Regions from separate parts of the Homo sapiens genome. Here region 2 is linked to region 1. A link is a loop called in an ENCODE intact Hi-C map of the cell type or tissue named here. Cell type or tissue: mammary epithelial cell. All regions are shown on one strand. Each heading gives the region's core, and the rest is flanking DNA. Links, peaks and the distances in the headings are about the cores only.

Evidence for each region. Peaks named below come from ENCODE experiments on the same cell type or tissue, not always from the same donor. Only the 100,000 strongest peaks of a DNase experiment are listed, where the experiment ranks them.
Region 2: it touches region 1 in a loop (3-fold over the local background); 4 of 110 quality-filtered maps call a loop at or near these places.

The regions. Positions count from the first base shown.
Region 1 is chr15:86,620,547-86,631,950 of GRCh38, forward strand. The region is part of intron 21 of AGBL1 (AGBL carboxypeptidase 1); the gene reads left to right. Among named protein-coding and RNA genes, the nearest start is that of AGBL1-AS1, 310 kb to the left of the region's middle. In mammary epithelial cell, for the core only: a CTCF peak has its summit at 4,206 (motif pointing right); a DNase peak (open chromatin) is centred at 4,285.
Region 2 is chr15:86,886,706-86,898,109 of GRCh38, forward strand. The region is part of intron 22 of AGBL1 (AGBL carboxypeptidase 1); the gene reads left to right. Among named protein-coding and RNA genes, the nearest start is that of AGBL1-AS1, 580 kb to the left of the region's middle. In mammary epithelial cell, for the core only: no CTCF peak of the experiment used is centred there; a DNase peak (open chromatin) is centred at 6,576; H3K27me3 peaks cover 263 bases.

The sequences.
Region 1 (11,404 bases), core at 3,226-5,725:
GACCTTAATTATCACCTCATCAAGAATACATATTTAGTGCTTTTAATCTGTCCCCAGAAATCAATCTATCCTCTGCATGCATTACTTTTGTTTAACCCTTTTATCAATTTCCTACCTTGCCCTGCTGCATTTCTACTTTCTGGTTTGAAGTGACTCAGAAATAATCTATCTTCTCATTAGAGCCTCGTAAAAAGGGACTTTGCAACCTGCCAGCTATGTGATTTTTCCACCTCTGAAAGTGAACTTTGAAATGATATTAGCTCCTTTTTTTTTTTCTATAGCATTGCATGACTGGTCTAAATCCGACTTGCCGCCTGCATGTCTCTCTTCACGGCTCTTTTTCAAGTCGCCTGCGTGCTTTGAATATTTCTCTTCAAAGGGAGGGGCTGCTCTTTCCCTCCAGTTAAATCTCTCTATTATTTTCTACTCTCATAGCTATTGCTGCTAAGTTCCTCTGCATCTCTCTTCTCCTCGCTTTCCTGGAATTTGCAACCCTTTCTATTTGGAGTCAGCTAAGAGTTTCTTTTGTGTGAGGTCTTCTTTGCACTTTGGCCATGAATATAAGTGATACTATGACCAAAGGTAACAACTGTGCTTGCAGATTTCATTTGGTTATAGGGCTGTGCTTTTACATCTTCCTTAATTGTTATAATATGTTGATCAAGGATGACTCCTCTGCTATAGAATTCAGGGAAGTGAACTGGGATAGTGAAATGAGTACAGGCTTTGGATTCAACAGATCCTGGTTCAAGTCCTTGCTCTGCCGTTACCAGCCCAAGATTTTGTGTTAGTAAAATAAAGATACTGTAACAAATTATTATAAACAGGATGGCTTGAAAGAAATTTATTGTCTCGCAGATCTGGAGGGCAGGAGTCCCATTCCACATTTCTTGCCTAGCTTCTGGTAGTTGCCAGCAATCTGTGGCATTCCTCGCCTTGTAGCTGCAACACTTCAATCTCTGCCTCCATCTTCACAGGGCCATCTTCTCAGTGTGTCTCTGTGTCTCTCCTCTTCTTGAAAGGATAATAGTCATTGGATCTTAGACTCACTAAAATCCAGTATATCTTGAGATCCTTAATTACATCTGAAAAGACCTTATGTCCAAATCAGCTCACATTTACAGGAACTGGGATTTAGGACTTGGAGATATCGTTTGGAAGGATACTATTCAATGCGATATAGCCTTAGTCAAGTTATTTATTCTCTCTCACACTCAGTTTCCAGAATGGTTGTTGAGAGAAATAAATCATAAAATGTTTAGAAAGCCTCTAGCATCATGGCAGGCATATAGTAAGTGATCAATGAATATTAATTCCCTTTTCCAAAATTTCTATTACTCCTTTGGTAGGACTTTTTAGAAAACAAATACAATCTTGTTTTACAGAGTAGGACATTTTTAGAGATCTAGCGTTACATCACTATATGCAATTAGAAACCAGCTTCCCTCTAAATAATTCATCTGCAAGACAAAGATGAAAACTTTGATAAGAAAGGGGTCAGCCAGGTGTAGTGGCTCATGCCTGTAATACTCGCAATTTGGGAGGCTGAGGCGGGCTGATCACCTGAGGTCAGGAGCTCGAGACCAGCCTGGCCAACATGGTGAAACGTTGTCTCTACTAAAAATACAAAAAAATTAGCTAAGCGTGGTGCTGGGCACCTGTAATCCCAGCTACTCAGGAGGCTGAGTCAGGAGAATCTCTTGAACCAGGAAGGCGGAGGTTGCAGTGAGCTGAGATGGCACCATTGCACTCCAACCTGGGTGACAAGACTGAGACTCCATCTCAAAAAAAAAAAAAAAGGGGGTAGGGGGTCCACACAAAAACCAGACAGGCCTATTTTTTTCAGTCTATAAATATTTACTGAGCAACTACTAAGTACTAAACACTGACCAAAAGAGACCAGTGACCAGTCATCATGGAAAGATATAAAATCGACAATAACACAAAACTATGAAATATAATTTCAAGTAATAGTAAATAAAATAGAGACAAATGAAACAGGATGAAAAGATGGAGCACTTTGAATGGCAGGAGAAATGATGACCTTTGGGAAGGTAACATTTAAGGCAAGTTCTGGATAAAGTGAGGGGTCATCCCATGCAAGGGACTGGGGGACACACGTTCTAGACCAGCAATCCTCAACCATTTTGGCACCAGGGACTGGTTTCACAGAGGACAATTTTTCCACAGACTACGGGTGGGGCATACTTTCAGGATGATTCAAGGGCACTGTTTACCGTGTACTTTATTTTTATTAATATTACATTGTAATATATTATGAAACAATTATACAACTCACCATAATGTAGAATCAGTGGGAGCCCTGAACTCATTTTCCTGTAACTAGACAGTCCCGTCTGGAGGTGATGAGAGACAGTGACAGATCATCAAGCATTAGATTCTCAAAAGGAGCATGCAGTGCAGCCTAGATCCCTCAAGTGCACAGTTCACAATAGGGTTCGCACGCCTATGAGAATCTAATGCCACCACTGATCTGACGGGAGATAGTGCTCCAGCAGTAATGCAAGCGATGGGAGGTGCCTGTAAATACAGATGAAGCTTCACTCTCTCACCCTCCACTTACCTCCTGCCTAACAGGCCATGCAGCGGTATCAGGTGGGGACCCCTGTTCTAGAGAGAAGGAATCGCAAGTGCAAAGCAGGACAGTCAGGGTGTGTAAGGCAGTGGGGTATGGGGACGGGTTTGGAGGAAGGCAGGAGCTCAATCATGTAGAGCCTGGTTGGCCAGGGTTGGGATGGGGCCATCATAAATGCTGGATGGGATCCAGTGTGGCTGGCAGAGCACAGGGTTTGAGGGCAACAGCTACTGCTAGCTGTGATTCAGAAGGGCAGTCTGCAGTGTGAATTGAGACCACTGTGGCTGGTTCTCCAGACACTGGTACAGCTGTCTAGGATATGCAGAACTTTTGCCTCGTTTTCCAACTCTAGGTTCTCTCTACTGCCATTCTCTTTGTTCACTACCCAAACTGTCCTCCAACCACAGGAATGTCACCAGCTCTGGATGCTTGTTCTTGCTCTCTTTATTTTATTTTTGTTATCTGATAGAAGCAGACAGTAATACTCTGAGATACTTCTAGGAACCAGTATATGACAAGAGATGCATTTCACCCTGTCAGTTCCTCCAGCACAAATGACATGATAGTGCTTTTCTAAATAATTTTGCAATAATTCGAAATCCTGTTCCTCCAACACAAATGACATGACAGTGATTTTCTAAATAATTTTACAATAATTCCAAATCCTGTTAAATCAGTGCATACACTTCTGTGGATTTTACTGTCTATTCACCTGAAATTAAATTCTGGTGGGCTTTGCTGCACAGTTCACCTAGAAGAGGCACAATTAGATGCAATCTCATTCTAGTCTGACACTGCTGTGCTAAATACTTTCATTAAAAACTATTTTCTCAAAGAATAAAAGCAAGCATAAAAAATAAAACTAGGGGCCTTTCCATAAGAGAAAGAATAGAGATTGAGAGGAATGGGAGGAAGGGATACTGAGTGAAGAAAAGCTAAACAAAAGCATGGAAAGTCAAAGAAGCACACACATGTGTGAATAGCATCATCTAATTGTCCTATAATGAATTGTCCTATGTCAGAGCATGCCTGTCAAATTCTTCTAAACTTCTCTAGGCAGGCTTAGAAAGGTAATAATATTCTAGTTCTCATTATTGGGAAGTCACAATCAAGAGCAAGTGAATTGAATGTTAAAAGTATGAGTCTAGCTGATATTGATAGATCAAATGTAATACAACAGCATGTGACACTTATTAGCCTTTTGGTCAAGCTATTGGGCATGGAACACATTCAACATGCAGTAACATTTATTGAGCACCTACAGTATACAGTGCCATGGTTTGAGTAAGGGCTCTGTGGAATGGAAGACATATCCTCTGTCCTCCAGAAGTGTTCAATATCGATTCTGAGTCATTTCCTGTGGCCTTCACTTTTTCAGTTCTTCATATCTACTTTCTTGGAAGGTATTCTCAATTAAGGCCCAAAAGGCTGCACATAAATTTAATTAAGGCTGGAAGTGGTGCTAGACAGTGGAGGAGCAGTGAGCCTGAGCTGCAGCCAAAAGGAGGAATAATCCACTAACTCAGGAGAGCACCCTTTCTTCCCCAGCAAATGCCCAGTGCACTCTTTATTAAGGGACACTGTGCTGTGATGAGCTGACCTGGCCACAGGGTGTCACAACTGCCCCAGGGACTCCTCTACAAACTCAGGAGGGAGACAAGGTCTGAAAGGTCAGACACCAGCAGCTTGTCGTTCCCTCTCCTGCCCACATTGCCAAGTGAGTCAGCCCTGAGTCAGCCCAGCTGCTCAAAAATCATCTAGAATGTCACGGCTGCCAGGGCCTGACAGAATGCCTTCAGAGCTGCTTACCAGGCTCTGTGTGGCTCTTGGTCTAACGGAGGGGATCGACATTTTGGCAGTGCCCGTGAGTGAGATGAAGGACTGGTGACAGCCCCACACCCACGCAGCACCGGCTCCCTCATAGACCTCCAGTCATTCGACCAGGTTTGTTCCTGGAAGGATCTGCATCATTTATTTGGAGAAGGACCAGGCAGGGGGTCAAGAGACAATGATTTTAGTGTCGGCTCTGCCTCCTTCAAGTTGGGGACCTTCAGCCACTGAATCCACAGAGATGGGCCTCAGTTTCCCAATCTGTAAAATGAAGGTGGATCCTTTCAACTTCTGAACATTAATGAAGGATTGGCCATGTCTTATTTGGTTAGACATTTCAATTACTTTCTCTTTTTTTGGCTCTGACAGCCTCCAAGGTAGAAGAAATTAGCGTTTTTTTTTTTTTGTTTTTGTTTTTTTTTTTTTTTACAAACACAGAAACTGAGGGCCTGTGAGACTAAAAGAAGGTAATCAAAAGAGAATACAGAGGAGACATTTTAATCCAGATCTGTCCAGATTAATCCCACTGTAATTGGGGTGTTCATTTACAAACTACACACAAATGTTTTGTGACTCCTGGGAACTGAGTTTCAGACATGATGAGATGAAAGACACAGAGAATATATTTGAATAAGTCTCATAAAAAGTAAATTCTGGATCTTTGGGATAGAAGCTAAGGGATATTTGTGAATCAAATGGTAGTAGCAAAATGGGTCAAGAATGGCAGGTAAAGGATAAACAGAAGAGAAACACATTTTAATAATACTCAACCAATATTTATTAAGTTTCTCCCCTGAAAAAGTTATTGTTCAGGGCAGCAAAAGACATGCAACCCTAGAGGCAGCTGAGAATCCAGCCATGCCAATATCCGAATGCAAATAAAAGCAAGAAAAAGCCAGGAAAAAGACAAGCAAAGTACTGCAGGATTCAATCAAGAATCGAATGAAGAAGCTGTATCCCATTGGTGGAACTTGGAAGGCACCAAGGAGAAAGTTTCAATTGAGTCATAAAGAATAGTAGAGTATCAACAGGTAATAACACAAAGGATGAGCTAGCTGGAAGAAAGAGATGCATGAACAGAAGTCAGGAAAAAAAGGGTTGCATTTGATTGTGGAAGACAGTGTAGCAATTCCTCAAAGTCCTAAAGACAGAAATACCGTTCGACCCAGCAATCCCATTACTGAGTATATACCCAAAGGAATATAAATCATTCTATCATATAGACACATGCATACGTGTGTTCATTGCAGCACTATTCACAATAGCAAAGACATGGAATCCACCTAAATGCCCATCAACGATAAACTGGATAAAGAAAATGTGGTATATATACACCATGGAATACCATGCAGCTGTGAAAAAGAACGAGACCATGTCCTTTGCAGGAACATGGATGGAGCTGGAGGTCATTATCCCTAGCAAACTAATGCGGTAACAGAGAACCAAACACAGCACGTTCTCACTTTAAGTAAGTGGGAGCTAAATAGTGAGAGCACATGAGAGGAACAGCACACACTGGGGCTTTTTGGAGGCTGCAAGGTGGGAGGAGGGAGAGGAGCAAGAAAAATAACTAATGGGTACTAGGCTTAATAGCTGGGTGACAAATAATCTGTACAACAAACCTTCATGACACAAGTTTACCTATGTAACAAACCTGCATGCATACCCCTGAACTTAAAACTTGTTTTTTTTTAAGAAAAGAAAGGGTTACATTTGGAGAACAGTGAAGACTATTCTGTTGAAGTGTGTAGGGGACATAGGATTGGAAAAGTTCCTCTGAAATCATATTGTGGAGAGCCTTCCTAAAAGACAATTTTGAGATTGGTGGACAATGGAGAACCAATACAAGAGTAATATACTTTTCTTTTTTTTTTTTTTTTTTTGAGACAAAGTCTTACTCTGTCCCCCAGGTTGGAGTGCAGTGGCACAATCTTGGCTCACTGCAACCTCTGCCTCCCAGGTTCAAGCAATTCTCCTGCCTCAGCCTCCAGTGTAGCTGGGACTACAGGTGCCTGCCACAACGACCAGCTAATTTTTTTTTTTTTTAGATGGAGTTTTGCTCTTGTTGCCCAGGCTGGAATGCAATGGCGCAATCTTGGCTCACCGCAACCTCCGCCTCCTGGGTTCAAGTGATTCTCCTGCCTCAGCCTCCTGAGTAGCTGGGATTACAGGCATGCGCCACCACCCCCAGCTAATTTTGTATTTTTAGTAGAGACAGGGTTTCTCCATGTTGGTCAGGCTAGTCTCGAACTCCCGACCTCAGGTGATTCGCCCACCTCAGCCTCCCAAAGTGCTGGGATTGCAGGTGTGAGCCACTGTGCCCTGCCTGATATAATTTTTATAAAGAAGTTTTTGCCTATTGTCTGGGCATGGATGCTGGAACAGGAGATGGGATGCCAGAGGAGAGGTTAGTAAAACAGTCCTTAAAATAATCTGGTGGCAGAGGTGAGAATGAGGAGGTGTTAGAGATACCAAGGTACAAATGTGAAGACTTGGCCTCTGATTAAACACAGGTTCTGGAGTATTAGAGACAGGGCAAACAGATGGTGGAGTTTTTAAGCCTCAGTGGGAAAACGAAGGTGCTGTTAGGATAAGCAGAAATATCATAATGAGTGGCAAATTCCAAAAAGCTTACAAGAGGAAATACATAAAGAGAAAAGAAGTATACAAATGGAACATTGGGAAGAATTTATGTAATGCAGTGAAAGAAAGAAAGTAAAGCTAATGAAAAAGAGAAACCAGCAACCAGGGTATACAGTTAGGAAGGAAGAGAGAGTTCCTTGAAGAAAGCAGCAGGGTCAGTAGTGGCAGGGACCTCAGGGGTTGAGAAGGATTGAGACAAAGCCTTTGGAAATGCTGTGATGAGTGCTGTTTTCACATCTTTGCCATTTTCTCTGAACATAGAGAAATTCTGTCTGTGCCTGTGTATTTGTAGCCTCCAACACAGCGTCCTGCCCATCAAAGGCGCTCAATGAATATTTCCTGAATGGAGAAAGGAAAACACAGACACGGGGCTGTTTAGGAGAGCTGTAGGCATGGAAACAAAGGTGTTAAGAGGGAGTGCCTTCTGAGTCTTGCAGGTGTCCTCTGTCTTTCCAAATAGTTCTGGGGAGAAGGCAGTTCTGGGCTAGTGCAGTCCTTCCAGACCTTGAGCATGCATCAAAATCACCTGTGGGTTTGTTACATAGCTTGCTGGGCCCCACCCCTAGAGTTTTCGATTTGTAATAATAGGTCTGAAGTGAAGCCCCCGCATTTCCATTCAAACAGGTTCTTGGATGGTGCGGAGGCCACAGGTTCAGTGATCATGCTTTGAGAACCCCTAGGCATGTGAAAATATCCCTGTATATTCAGTTAGGAGACATAGTTTGAGTCCCAACTCCTTATTGGCTCTTTGCCTTGAGGTATTTCTCTCTGCCTATTTTCTCATATGCAAGATGAGGGTCTTACCTAGAACATAGCACTGATAGGCGCGTTGAATGAAATCTCAGTACTTGTCTAAAACATGTTTATTGAACTAATTTTTTTTCTTTAAAAAAATTTTTGGCTGGGCGCAGTGGCTCATGCCTGTAATCCCAGCCCTTTGGGAGGCCGAGGTGGGTGGATCAGGAGGCAAGGAGATCGAGACCACCCTGGCTAACATGGTGAAACCCCACCTCTACTAAAAATACAAAAAATTAGCCAGGCGTGGTGGTGGGCGCCTGTAGTCCCAGCTACTTGGGAGGCTGAGGCAGGAGAATGGCATGAACCCGGGAGGCGGAGCTTGCAGTGAGCAGAGATTGCACCACTGAACTCCAGCCTGGGAGACAGTGAGACTCCATCTCAAAAAAAAAAGTTTTTTGTTTGAAATTTGATTTATTTTTAAATGTCTTCAGCTTTACCGAGGTACAATTGACAAATAAAATGTATACAGTATATTAAAGGTGTACAACAAGATGTTTGATATACATTGGGAAAGAGTCATCACAATCAAGCTAATTAATATGTCAGTCACCTTACATCGTTAACTTTTTTGTGTATCTGATGAGAACACTTAAGATCTGGTCTCAGCAAATTTCGAGTATACCATAGCTTCTTATTAGCTATGGTCACCATGCTGTACATTAGGTCTCCAGAATTTACTCATTTTATAGCTGTAACATTTACAGCTGACTAACATCTTCCCATTTTCTCCACCCTCCAGCTCCTGGTAACCACCATTCTACTTGGTTTCTATGAGTTCAACTTTTTTACATTCCAATAAACATTTTTAAGAAGATAAAGATTGGTTGGAGCTTGAGAAAGTAACAGGAAGGAAAAAAATGTGTTTATTTTGCTTATTTAAGAAATGCCAAGATGCATGGCAAATTCATGTTTGCTGGGCAAAAGATTTACTCTGAATTAATGGATCTCTGTGGAATAGCAGTTAATTTTAGAGCTGGCATGAGTCTTATGATTATCTGCATATCGGTCAGTCAGTTTGTCTGTGTGAACAGGACATACGAAGCCTAAAGGCAAGCTTTATCATCTTGCTTATACAAAGTTAACTATAGCACTCAAACCCCACACATTCAGAATAAGAATAAAATAACGCACCCTTTGAATCATACATAGGTATGTAATTTGCTTCCAATAAAAATGGAGATGAGGTTGCAGCTAGATAACCATCAGCTTCGTCCAAGGTACAAAGGTTTAATTTTTTATGTTTGCATTTAGTCATTTTTATAGTACTGGCTTCTTGGCTCATTTCTGAATAAATCTAGGCAGCATTGAAACAAATGCCAAAGAAACAGGAAAAAAAACCCTCTCAGAATTTCCCGTTCATATTTATAGTGAGTTGACAGATATTGCATTTCCTTTATTTCAGGCCCTAATCAATTCATTGCTAAAAGGAAAAAAAGAGAAAGAAGAAAACAGATGAAGAGGAACAATTTGTATGGGGCTTCTGGTCATTACCCTTCTGTTATAACTCTCCTTAGTAGAACTAATTAGCATTACATTAATAAATATAAGAATAGAGGATATGGCAGCCAAAGCAGATGCTTATTGCAATTGCAGATACATTGCTGCCATTTGCTTGTTAAATTCAGCATCTTTAATTCTGCAATGTGGTGCTTTGAAGAGGATGAAAATTTCTCCTTATATGAATCTTCCTTCTATGTGGTCAGGATGCAAGTCATAGGGTGAGGCAAAGTGGCCATGTCTGTCCAACTTCCTTTGTGTACAAGGTTAATGACTGTGTTTTGTGTCTATCCCTCAGGCATTATGAATCCAGATCCTTCACATTCTAATCTTGCTCGCCTCTTGGCTGTTGGTGAGATGGTGGCCCCAACACTGACAAAAAGAACCAGCCTGTTCCATGATAGTTTCTGTGGAACTCAGCGTTGGTCACTTGTGTCACTGTACCAACAGGGACACCTGAATGGCTCTGTCATTAATAATGGAATGGAGAGCCAGAGTGCAAAACAGACTCCATAGGCTGACTCCCACACTTACGGGAGGGCAATTAAGGGCAATAAGTGCTAAGATGCAAGAGTGCTGTGCTTCTCAAAACATTAATCTTATGCAAAGAATCACCTGGGCATTGTGTTAAAAAGCAGATTGTGGCTCCACAAGCTCTCACGGATGCAGGTGCTGCTGGTCCATGAGCCACTCTTTGAGTTGTCTTAATTCCTTTCCCTTCTCTCACCTGAGCCAGAGGTGCATTTCAGCTTCTTCAATTTAACCTTCTGTCTTCTGTGACAAGAACAAAGTGAGCTCTGCTCAGATAGCTCGAGAGGACAACATAGCTATTTTTTTCCAAAGTCACAAATAAGTAAATAAATAATAGGTAAATTAGCAGGATTGCTAAAAGCCCCTTAATTTTTCCTTTCAAAATGTAGAGGTAAGTAAAAGCAAATGAACCAGATTCTTGGATCTGTTCAAACCCGGAGAGCGCACCAACAGATAACATGAGGAGGTGTGGAGCAACGTGCTATTTTAACGAGCGCCTGAGTGCAGGTGGGCTGAGGCCTAAAATGGCGTCAGCCTAGGTGAGGACAGGACAGAGGTTTTATAGCCTCCTGGAAACAGGAAGTGTCCTAGTCTGACATAACTGCTACTTGGTACCTGGAAGGCCTCTTTCTCCATCTTCAGGGGTGTCTGCCAGCCAGGGTAGGTGTCTTCCGTCCGGCTCTCTTCCTGCTTCTGCTATCTTGCTGACACACGCTGGTGACACAAGTGGCCTTGGGCCTTGGGACCAGGCCTGAGAAGGGAGGAGTTATTCATCTCCTTAAGCTTTCAAGTCCCTGGGAGAATCTTACAGTTTCCTCTTGTCACAGCTTCCTTAGGAGGAAGTAGGGGGAGACGTAGGTTTGGGGAGAAAAAAAAGTCATATTCATTGAGCACTCTTTGTGCTATGCTTAACAAACATTTCAATTTTTAATCTTAGCAACAGTCTTAAGGGGTCAGTAACAGCATAAGTCAAAGATAAAGGAACTCAGAGGGGCTGAGAGAGATTCAGAGAGATTGTGTGACTTGCCAAGAGTCAAGTTTACTGGGAAGACCTAAAGCCCATATTCCTTTATTTCTAAAATACATGTTTCTGACTTACTAATTCTTTGAGACCTGTAGTTTGAGTTGAGGCCTGCTGGCATCTTTTATTTATCTCTTGCATCCTTTCTCATGAGATGTATGGGGCAGCCTGCTAATGGAACCTCCTGGAAGGATGAACACACTCCCTGATGGGAGGTGTGGTTCATGGGAGTTCCCAGGGAGATGCAGAAGAAGGCTGTTTAGGGTAGCTAGAGGGCCCAGTGGGTTCTCATAGCCAACCCCAGGTCCTGAATCTGTTCCTATCTGAATGGAGCCTAGAGCCTCTTTCTACTGCCTCTGCCTCCATCCCCTTTTGTTGATGGTTTCTTCCCTCTGTTCTCATTGGGTTCCCTGCTTCGTACTAGTTTTAAAAGTTAATTAGGTCGGCCAGGTGCTGTGGCTCACACCTGTAATCCCAGCACTTTGAGA
Region 2 (11,404 bases), core at 5,049-7,548, 270 kb after region 1:
AGCTGTGGTAGAGTTTTCAATTAGCCGTGGCAAGAAGGATGGCATTCCAGCTAGAGTCAGCTTGGACCCAGTCGGAGAACAGCAAGGCCCCAACCGTATTTGAGGAGAGGTGAGAGATCAAGTTAATTCTAATGAAGGGATTAGGTAGGACCATGTAGTTGAAAACTCAGACGAAGAAATAAGTAAAGACGAGGTTTTGGAAGCTCCTTTCTCTCGCCAAGTGTGTAATACCAAGTCTCCAAAACAGAAGATGACACAGATCAAAGCTCTATTAACTTAAGGGGCAGAGAATGCCCAAGGTTAGTGGAATGCTCACAGAGTTCCCACAGTGAGAAGGTTTTGCTCATAATATGTGTCTAAGATATTAACACTCAGTAAATTCCAATTAGACTGTTTATGTAAGGATTCTGATTCATAAACATAATTTATTAAAACAAATAGAAATAATAAGGTACATATATGTAAAGGTATATGTGTAAAGATATATATGTCTATCATTCTGCCATCTATCCTCTGTCATTCCATCTATGCATATATCTATTTATGTATGTATCTATCTACCTACCTATCTATCATTTATCTATCAAATCGATCTATCTTGGCTGTTACTTTTAAACTCTTCCTATTATAGACCTCAATTCTAAGGATAAGCATCTCTTTCATTAACACTCACCTGCCTAACTGCTCACATCCACCTGCCTGAACTCAGACTTCACTGAGCTCAACAGGGCTTTTGCGCAGTTTATACCTGCACCTCTAGTATTGTTTAAGCATCTCTCTCAAGCCATATTCTGCTATGCTTTCATTTTAAGCTTTTAGTTCCTAGCATGTACAGGCATTATGAGTTGAGTGAGGAGGAAGTGTTTGTGAAAATAGAAATACCATTTGAATAAAAGCTACACAAGTCCTTAAAACATAGTCCCTATAGAGATGAGTTTCTGACATTGAACTTTACAATTGTCATTTCACTTTTAATTCCCTGACATTGTTCCATGCACCTCACCAAGATTCTTTTAGCCGCAGATCATACAATTAGGAATATGCACCTCACAGAAGGCAGTGTTATAATGTCAAAGGACTTCGACAATTCTCCAATTGAATTAGTATAAATAGAGAAAAAGAAAGAAAGAAAGAAAGAAAACATATACCCCCTCTGGATCCTTGGATAAGGGGGTCACTACACAGAGGTATAGATTCATAATGATGTGTATAAGCCCCAGGAAGCTTTAATTTGCCTTCCATTTACTCTAAACCCTCTGGAAAAGAATGAGAAAAATATAACAATGAAGAAGAGGTTAGAGTTACAATCTCTCACCACTCCGGCTGCCTCTACATGCCAAAGATGAGAAAAAGGAGGTGCATCTTGCGGGAGCATCAAGGCTTGGGAAGCTGGATTCTTTTCGTTTGGGCCCACAGAGATCAAAAACTTCAGTCCCTGGGACCAGCAGGGAAACGAGAACTACATGGACCAAGACCAGTCCTGTTGCCTTAGTCTGAGGCAACCTCAGCACCATTCATTCTAACAAGCCCGGTGATGGGTCTGATTGTATCAGAAGTGACCTGGCCAGCACCACTCACCTTAGGGCTACCTCATAGAAAGAGATTAGGCTGTCCAGTGGAAACTAAATATTCAGAAGACTGGAGCTCTCTTCAAAAGAAAAAAAAAAAAAGAATGCACCAATCCACATAAACTGTAGAGCTACAGATGAATCATATACCTTTATTTTAAAGGTAATATTGATGCTGAAATTCACACTGTCGATTCTTTGCGAGGTTTGTTAGCTAGAATTATATCTAAGATGTATGTGTGTCAATAATTTGAGGAGAAAATGGTAACCAACGAAGATCTAGGTATAAAATGAAGTTTTCTGAGGATGAGAGGGAGTGGGGTGGTCCTAAAGCTCAGCGTGAGGGGATTTCTCAGAGATCTCATTGGGGATATACATTGACCTTGGACATTTTCCATCTGTTGCCTTACCCTTCATTTCCTTAAATGTGCTTATGGCCTCAAGCTGCTTTAAAACATAGCATTCATGTCTATGTACCTCTAGCATTATTATTTGCACGTCTTTCATGAGCCATTATGAGTCAAAACTGTTAATCAGAACATAAAATAATGTCAGAAAGAGAAAGCTGCAGAGGAGTTAAAAATGAGCACTTTTGGAAATGAGCAAAGCGCTGAATGGCATGCTACATTCATTGGCTGGAGCAATAGATGGCGTTAATTTCTGGGACAAGACTAACAATATATAAGCACTTAGTAAGAGTTATATAACAAGTAAAGACTGGCACTAAAGGAGACATCTATAAATTTAGGTCAGAAAATAAATGCATATTATCTTTTAACTTTTCAAAGGATTAAATCCTATGTTTACTTTTACAACGTTTATAATTTGTTTTCCGTTCACTGAAAAGTCATTCCTGACCTTTCCCATGCCATAGTTTATCCTTATGTGGCTTAGTTGACATCCAGTAACCCATTTTATCTCTGTTGTTTTGAAGCATATAAGATAGAAAAGACCTTCTAATAGAAAATTAGGGTGGCGATACCGCTTACTATAGAAAGTTTGACCAAAAATTAAACTGAAATCTAAGTGCTTTCGGCAAATCTATATTTCTTTCCAGATGCTCTGATCTTCTTTTCTGGGGGGTGGGTGGGGGGTATTTGTGTTTTATTTTTCATTGACTGTTATTTTAAGTTCTCAAGTACATGTGTAGGATGTGCAGGTTTCTTACACAGGTGAACATGTGCTATGGTGGTTTGCTGCACAGATCGACCTATCACCTAGGTATTAAGCCCAACATCCATTAGCTATTCTTCCTGATGCTCTCCCTTCCCCCACCTGGCCCCCAACGGCAGGCCCCAGTGTGTGTTATTCCCCTCCATGTGTCCATGTGTTCTCATTGTTCAGCTCCCACTTATAAGTGAGAACATGTGGTGTTTGGTTTTCTGTTCCTGTATTAGTTTGCTGAGGATAACGACTTCCAGCTCCATCCATGTCCCTGCAAAGGACATGATCTCATTCCTTTTATGGCTGCATAGTATTACATGGTGTACGTGTACCACATTTTCTTAATTCCGTCTATCATTGATGGGCATGTAGGTTGATTGCATGACTTTGCTATTGCGAATAGTGCTGCAATGAACATACATATGCATGTATCTTTGTAATAGAATGATTTATATTCCTTTGGGTATATACCCTGTAATGGGATTGCTGGGTCAAATGATATTGCTGCCTCTAGATCTTTGAGGAATCACCCACACTGTCTTCCACAATGGTTGAACTAATTTGTAGTCCCACCAACAGTGTAAAAGTGTTCCTTTTTCTCTGCAGTCTTGCCAGCATCTGTTGTTACTGGACTTTTTAATAGTCACCATTCTGATTGGCTTGAGATAGTATCACACTGTGGTTTTGATTTGTATTTCTCTAATGATCAGTGATGTTGAGCTTTTTTTGCACATGTTTGTTGGCTGCATGAATGTCTTCTTTTGAGAAGTGTCTGTTCATATCCTTTGCCCACTTTTTAATGTTTTTTTTCTTGTAAAATTGTTTAAGTTCCTTGTAGACTCTGTGTATTAGACATTTGTCAGATGGATAGATTGCAAAAATTGTCTCCCATTCTGTAGGTTGTTTTTTCACTCTGATTGATAATTGTTTCTTTTGCCATGCAGAAGCTCATTAGTTTAATTAGACTCCATTTGTCAACTTTTGCTTTTGTTGCAGTTGTTTTTGGTGTTTTTCTTATAAAATCTTTGCCTGTGCCTGTGTCCTGAATGGTACTGCCTATATTTTCTTCTAGGGTTTTTATAGTTTTGGGATTTACATTTAAGTCTTTAGCCCATCTTAATTTCTGTGTAAGGTATAAGGAAGAGGTCCAGTTTCAATTTTCTGCACATGGCTAGCCAGTTTTTCCAGAACCATTGATTAAATAGGGAATTCTTTCCCTATTGCTTATTTTTGTCAAGTTTGTTGAAGATCAGATGGTTGTAGGTGTGTGGTCTTGTTTCTGAGTTCTTTATTCTATTCCATTGGTCTATGTGTCTGTTTTGGTACCAGTACCATGCTGTTGTGGTTACTGTAGCCTTGTAGTATAGTTTGAAGTCAGGTAGCATAATGCCTCCACCTTTGTTCTTTTTGCTTAGGATTATCTTTGCTATGCAGGCTCTTTTTTAGTTTCATATGAATTTTAAAATAGTTTTTCCTAATTCTGTGAAGATGTGAAGAATGTCAGTGGTAGTTTAATGGAAATAGCATTGAATCTATAAATTATTTTGGACAGTATGGCCATTTTCACTATATTAATTCTTCCTATCCATGAACATGAAATGTTTTTTCATTTGTTTGTGTCCTTTCTGATTTCCTTGAGCAGTAGTTGAAGAAGTCCTTCACTTCCACTGTTAGCTGTATTCCTAGGTATTTTATTCTTTTTGTAGTAATTGTGAATGGGAGTTCGTTCATGATTTGGTTCTCTGCTTGCCTGTTGTTGGTGTATAGGAATGCTAGCAATTTTTGTACGTTGATGTTGTATCCTGAGACTTTGCTGAAATTTCTTATCAGCTTAAGAAGCTTTTGGGCTGGATGCTTTGATTTCTTTTCAGACAATGAGAAAATGTTCCTCTGTAAGTTTTAGAATGACATTGATGAGTTTTACAGCAGTGTAGTTGAGTGAGATGGTCCCATCTCCCTGTAAAGTGTTTTCCTTGATTCATTAGATCTGACATTGCACCATGTGTCCCACTGCTTGAGGGAATGTATTATACCAAATGGTAAAATATCTTAGCCATACCTGATTACACTGTCTCATTTTAGCAATGACCCACAGATATCCAGTAGAATGTGTCTGACACCATTCAACAAGAAATAATGAGGAAAAAAAAAAAAACAAGCAAGGGAGTGGGTATCTTTTGAATGCTGAAACAATAGTAGCTTGAGCAACAGCACCATCATTCATTGGTAAAGTGAAAAACTGGGTTGCCCACAAGCACCTTCTCTACTCAAGTGACATGGGTCATTATGACCTTGATTTTGATACCTATACGAATTTGTTAACTTCTCCTGGTCCCTTAGCTACACATTACAGCCAACCATGCACACCAAAGCCCAGCTGTATTTTAACACTGAATAAGTTTCTAAACAGAAGGAATGAGCAAATGAATGTGGTTTGGTTCAGTGGAGTTTCATCAACTAATTAGGTAAATAGTTTGAATTACATGTCTGAAACATCAATGGGCCACTCAGTACTCAGAGGTCCTCTCATGTAAATGCTAAACTTTTAGCTATTGACCATACTCTCAGTGAACCAGCCTCTTATATATCTTTTCCTTTAGACCACTTAGGTCAACCCATTTTTTCATAAGTTATGAGAACTTAAGAGAAAAGCACTTGCTGATGAATTGATTCAGCAAGTTTGACTAAACAGGTCAAACACCGTCTCTCCTTTCCCTCTCTTTTGCTTTCATTCTTTTCCTCATTAACCCACTCTCTCCCACTTCCTTCCTGTTTTATTCTACATTCCCATTTTCATAAAGAGTTTGGACTGCATCTCCCCACACTATGTAGGGTACACTTGTTCAATAAGAAATAGGACATTTATTTCCATTACTTTTTATGTGGGAATGACTGGATTTTTTTCTAGAGCTCTAGATCATGTAACAGAGTTCATGACTTCGATTGGGGCTGAATGAATACCTCATTCCAGTTCTTCCTCAGGCAGAGTAGACCTTATCTATAAATATTTGTTGATTGAATCAAGGGATATAGGAACCCTTGGTCTTATCTAATTATCACACATTTTCTATGCCATGTGCAGCTTTAAGATATTGGGAAAATTATCTAAACTTCTAAATCTCTTTTTCCAATTGTTAAGTAGGATTGATAAGATCTACCCCATAGATTTGTTTATTTGCTTATATTTTAAGAGAGAACAATGGCCAAGCACCTGGCACACAGTAGGTGATTGGCAATGTTTATTCTTATTCTTTTCTCAACAGTGCCTAGTGCTCTTCTCTATACATAGAAAATGCTCCATTACTGGAGTTAAGAAAAAAAAACCGGAGAGTAATAAATTATGTCCTTCCTCTTAAATGTGTTAACTCAGGGACACACTTTGTGATGGTGTGAAGTACCTGACAAACACAAAACCCTAGGGAACCATGCTAACTGTCCCGGGTGATGATGGTGAGACATTCATGGTGAGCATACTCAGTGTGTCTGTAAGTGTGGATGAGTTGTGTAATAGGCTGCTCGTGCCTCTTAGATGGAGCACAGCGTTCACACAGCTCTGCTCCTGGAGAAAATAGATAGAAGGTCAAGGGAGAATAGCAGGGTGTGGGCAATGCTGCTAAATACTGCCTCGGGGACTCACTCACCCAGGGAATTCAGAGTTGCTCTTTTCTCGCCTGCAAAAACTGAGATGCAGCCAGAGTTGCGTTTCATTAGAAGGAGACATTCGGTGGAGCTCAGCTTTTTCAGGAGGGAGATGGGTGACAGGTAGCTGGGAGAGTATGCTGGATGAATCTGAGTGTCTGGAATTTTAAGTGTTCGCCTCTTGCTTCTCAGTAGGTGGCTGCCTCTTGAGGTCTGGCATTCACCCAAGTCTTGAGCATTACCTCAGCATTTAAAGAGAAAACAAGTGATAAAAAGAATCCGCAAAACTGCGTTTAAATCACCATCAACATTAAGGAATGCCACAGGCTGGGTTTTGTTCACCCTGTTAGCATGCAGAATTATTTTTCACTATAGGAAGCTGTCTTTTCCCAACCAAGAAAACAAACAAAACAAAAAAAGCAGAACTAATTAAGATCGTCATATCTCAATAAATATGCAAATGAAAAATCAAAACAAAGAAACTCTATCACATCATAAAGTTGCAAATTGCTGTATAGGCTGGCTTGGAAGAATGGCAAGGGATAGAGTCTTCTTAATGGCTTTGCTTAGAGATTGTCTGAAAGCTGCATTTATATAGGTTTATGTTTGAGGATGAGGATGGTGAACTTGCCAGGAGAAAATTATTTTCATACTTTGTCTCCAAACTCTGTGGAAAGGAAAGGGGAATAAAAATTCAGTCGAGTGACTATGTGTGAGGTTCTATGCTATGGCATTTGTTTCTAAGTGCATCATTTCAAGAAGAAGAGGTTTTATGCTATGGCATTCATTTCTATGTATATCATTTCAAGAAGAAAAACAATAAGATTCCCATTTTACACATGAAGACAACAAAGCTCAGAGAAGGCAAATTCCTGTTTCTCACTTGGTATTTGGAGAAGAATTCAAACCCACAATTACTTATCTGACTCTAATTTTATGTTTTGTTTCTGATTTATATTTTGCCCCTACACCATGACTCTCCAATACCGCCTAAAGTGACTTCACTTTTGAATGTGTGTTTACAGGACATCAAAGCTTCCTAGTGAAAGGAGGAAATAAAATCAATTTTCAGGTGTTTTCTCCATGTATTTCCCACATCTCAATATTAAGGCCCACTCTATCAGTGGAACTACCGTTTGATTTCTGCATGATGCTATAATGCTATTTTCTTTCATTTATATTTAACTTCAGTTGCAAATGGTGAGTATGAATTGAATTCATCAGGTTTGAAAAATCAAGAGGGAGGAGAGAGAGAGAATAGCTAACACCCTACTATTGCTGAAGTTATTGTAACCATGCCTTAACATATGTATTTCATCCTGAGGGAGCTGAATCTGAGCTGCAGAGAGAGCAACTCTGCATGACGTTGGAGCTTTATTTTAGAAGCTGCTGTCTGCTCTCTGGCATGTAGAATGCTGCCCTTAGAAGAAGGTTCTCCTGGACACGGGCTGTGTTGCTCTTCTGGACCGCTAGGCTAACTTAAGTGTGAGGCTGTTTATGAGAATGGGGAATTATCTGGAATGAGCAAACAGTTAATAAGATTGGAGGTGATTTGGTATCTATTAAGTATTCCACACTGCCCTGGGCACAAAGGCAGTACAAGGAGCAGTGGTGAAACCAGTAGGAGGCCACCACACACAGAATTGCTTCTTACCACTGCCAGTCATATTAAACAAAATAGAAGTATCTAGTCAAAGAGAGTGGTCCAACAAAGTGCTCAAACAAGTTAAAGAAGGGAGAGGCTGATGTTCTCAAGGAAGATTTCAAAGAGCTGAATGCAAGCTTTACCTTCAAGATAGAAAGGTTGGCAGGAGTGTCAAGGCAGTTTTATTGCATTTTGCTAGATCTGAACAACTTTGTTCAAAGGGAATAAGATAATGGATTAAGTGGTGGCAGGACACAGTGACTCTGACCACTTGCCAGGGACATCTAACAACAGTGTTTCATCTTTTCATATCCATCCCCTTTTGTTCCTTCTTTCTTTTATCTTCCCTCCTTCCCTTTCTTTTATCTTCCCTCCTTCCCTTTCTTTTTTCCTTCCTTTCTTCCTTCTACTTTCTTCTCTTTCTCTTTTTACTCTTTTCTTCTTTCTCTTTCCCCCCTCTTTTCTTTTCCCAGCCTTACTTTTTTGTTTTTAGATGTAAAACATTATATTCTTTTTTTCTCATTAAAATACTCATTTTAAGCCTTGAGAAAAATATAGAAAATATTGATACATAAAAAATAACCTGTACCTTATGTCATCTTATTCTCATTGTCTAAGTATAACCACTGTCAGCCTACAAGAGTAGACTTTCCAGTTCTTTATCTGACATGTTTAGTTTTTTTTTTTTTAATTATTTTTGCATTTGCGTGTATTTCTTGAGCTCCGTTTTCTTCTTACTAAGCTATATACTATAGTAGTTCTTTTTAGCAGTGGTTTCTCCATGGGAAGATGTATTTACTCATGCAAAAGAAATAAAGGGATTTTTTGAGTATAGAATTGCAGTTTGGGGTTCATTTTCCCTCAGCATTGACAAGACATAATTAATTTCTTTTTTCTGCCTCGCTTTAACATTTTTATTTATTTGTTTGTTTTTGCTTTTGCAAATTAAGCTTTAAATTTAGAATAATTTTATATTTATAGAAACACTGCAAAGATACCACAGAAAGTTCCTTTCACCTAGTTTCCCTTATTTAATTTGTTTTTATGGAAAATTTATTGTTGATCTAAATGTCCCTTATTTAAAGATAATCTGTCTTTATTTCTCAAGTTTTCTAAGATTTGCCCTGCTTTATTGATGTTTATTATGATGTATTTACTTATGAACTTCATATATTTCCTATTTTTTTCTGGTTTCTAGAGTATTTCTTGAAGATGATCATCTTTCAACTGGTATCTTTTTAAATATTATCTCTTACCCATTTACCCTAAACACGACTTTTAAAAATTCCTTCTTGTTTCTTATCTTTGCTGAACTGTGTCTGTGACATTTAACCATTCTATTAAGCTTTTTGTTAAAATGTTTTTTCATTTAGAGAAAAGGCTGTTTAATATTTAAATCTACCTTTTTTCCCAAAAAAATCTTTTTCTTTCATTATGTTTCGAGAACTTATTCTAATTTATTAATTATTTCAAATATAACCATTCTATAGTCTTTTCCAAATGGGTCATAATATTTCAAGTTCGTGAGTGTCTGCTTTTGCTGCTTTTCGTATCTGCTGAGTCTTGTTCAAGGTGGATTATTTCCTCATTTGACTTATGATTTGTTATTTTGAGTGTATCTTCTGCAGGCTGTAGTCTTCACCCCCTCTCAGGAGAGTTCCATATACCCTGGGTTTAAAAAAAAAAAAATACCTGCATGGTAATTTTGTATTTGTTTCTGATGGGGGCCTCAAGTTTTCACCAACAAGAATTACATGGTTTGTGATTCACAATGTAATTGTGAACTCTACATCTGTGTAATCTATGATTTCTATATTTTGTCAACATTTTCCCCCTTCTGGTAGTTAGGTTTTCTAACTTTGTTGCGTTGCTAACATTACTTTCCCATATTTAAATCTCTATTTTTTGTTTCTTTTTTAAAATTAGCATATTGTCTATTGACTTCTGCTGTAAAAGATAAATTATTCCAATATGCATTTTCTTTCTCATGCATATGTTCTTATTTTTATTAGTTATAGCATCACCTTTCCATTGACAAGATTGATAGCATTTATATTCTCTTTTGTAAACATCATTTCCAGATTATCCTTAGTTATATGTTTATTATAACATAGTTCTGTGCTCATCAACACTTCTCTGACCATGCACTCCCCATTTGTGAGATCTTCACTATATCAATCTTTGGATTTCCTAGACTTTCTCAAGTAGTGTCTCCCTCTACCCACTACATGCACATTCCTAAGGAAAGCAAATAGCTTTTATATTTCTTGAGGTCTTGCATGTTAGACAGTGTCTTTCTTTTGCAAAACAATTTGGCTTTTTAGAAAATTATTTAGCCAGATTTTAATTTTCTTTTGGCCTTTTCTGTCATTAGGGACACTGACTCCACAGTAGAGAACATTAAAATCAGTCTATGTTTCTCACTTTAGAAGACTTATTTTTCTACTTACATGCTTATATACTTTTTTCCTTTATCTTTGAATTTGAAACTGCTATAGTGCCTTACATGTTTCTCAGCTCCAAGCACCCTCTTTGACATAGAGACAGTATTCAGTGTTGCAGGATTGAATGGATGATTGAATAAGTAAGATTATATGTTGCTGTGGATCATTCAGTCTATTCTTATTTCTAGTGTATATGATGCACCATTTTGAGCTACAAGTAAGTTTTTCTGTATATGAGATTTTTTTCTATTATATCTTTAAACTATATATTTTCCCATTACATTGATCCTTTATTGTTTTACTTTCACATCTATTATCTTCTCTCCTATTAACTTCTTTCTTATATATTTGAATTGTAACTTTCTCCCCTACATTGGTTTTTCAATGTTTCTTTCATATTTATTACATTTTTCTTATTCCTTGGATATGTTCAGTATGTTTTATGTAAACTTCACAACTCTGATTTTCTTGTCACTGATTTTCCCCCCAGTGGTTTCCACCCTAATTCTTGTTGCTTCAAATGTGATTATGGTTTCCATAAATTTTAATCACCTTTTTTTTTCTTGAACTATGATAATTTACTCCTTTCATCTTTTATCTTTTTTTTTTTTTTTTTTTTTTTGAGACAGGGAATCACTCTGTCACCCAGGCTGAAGCGCAGTGGCACAAACTCAGCTCACTGCAGTTTCGACCTCCTGGGCTCAGGTGATCCTCCCACCTCAGCCTCCTGAGTATCTAGCTGAACTACAGGCACGTGCCACCATGACTAGCTAATTTTTGTATTTTTTGTACATGTGGGGTTTTGCCTTATTGCCCAGGCTGGTCTTGAACTCCTAGGCCCAAGTGATCTGCCCACCCACACCTACCGAGTGCTGGGACTACAGGCATGAGCCACTGCACCTGGCCCTGAATAAAATATTTGATAAATAAATTATTAAATGAAT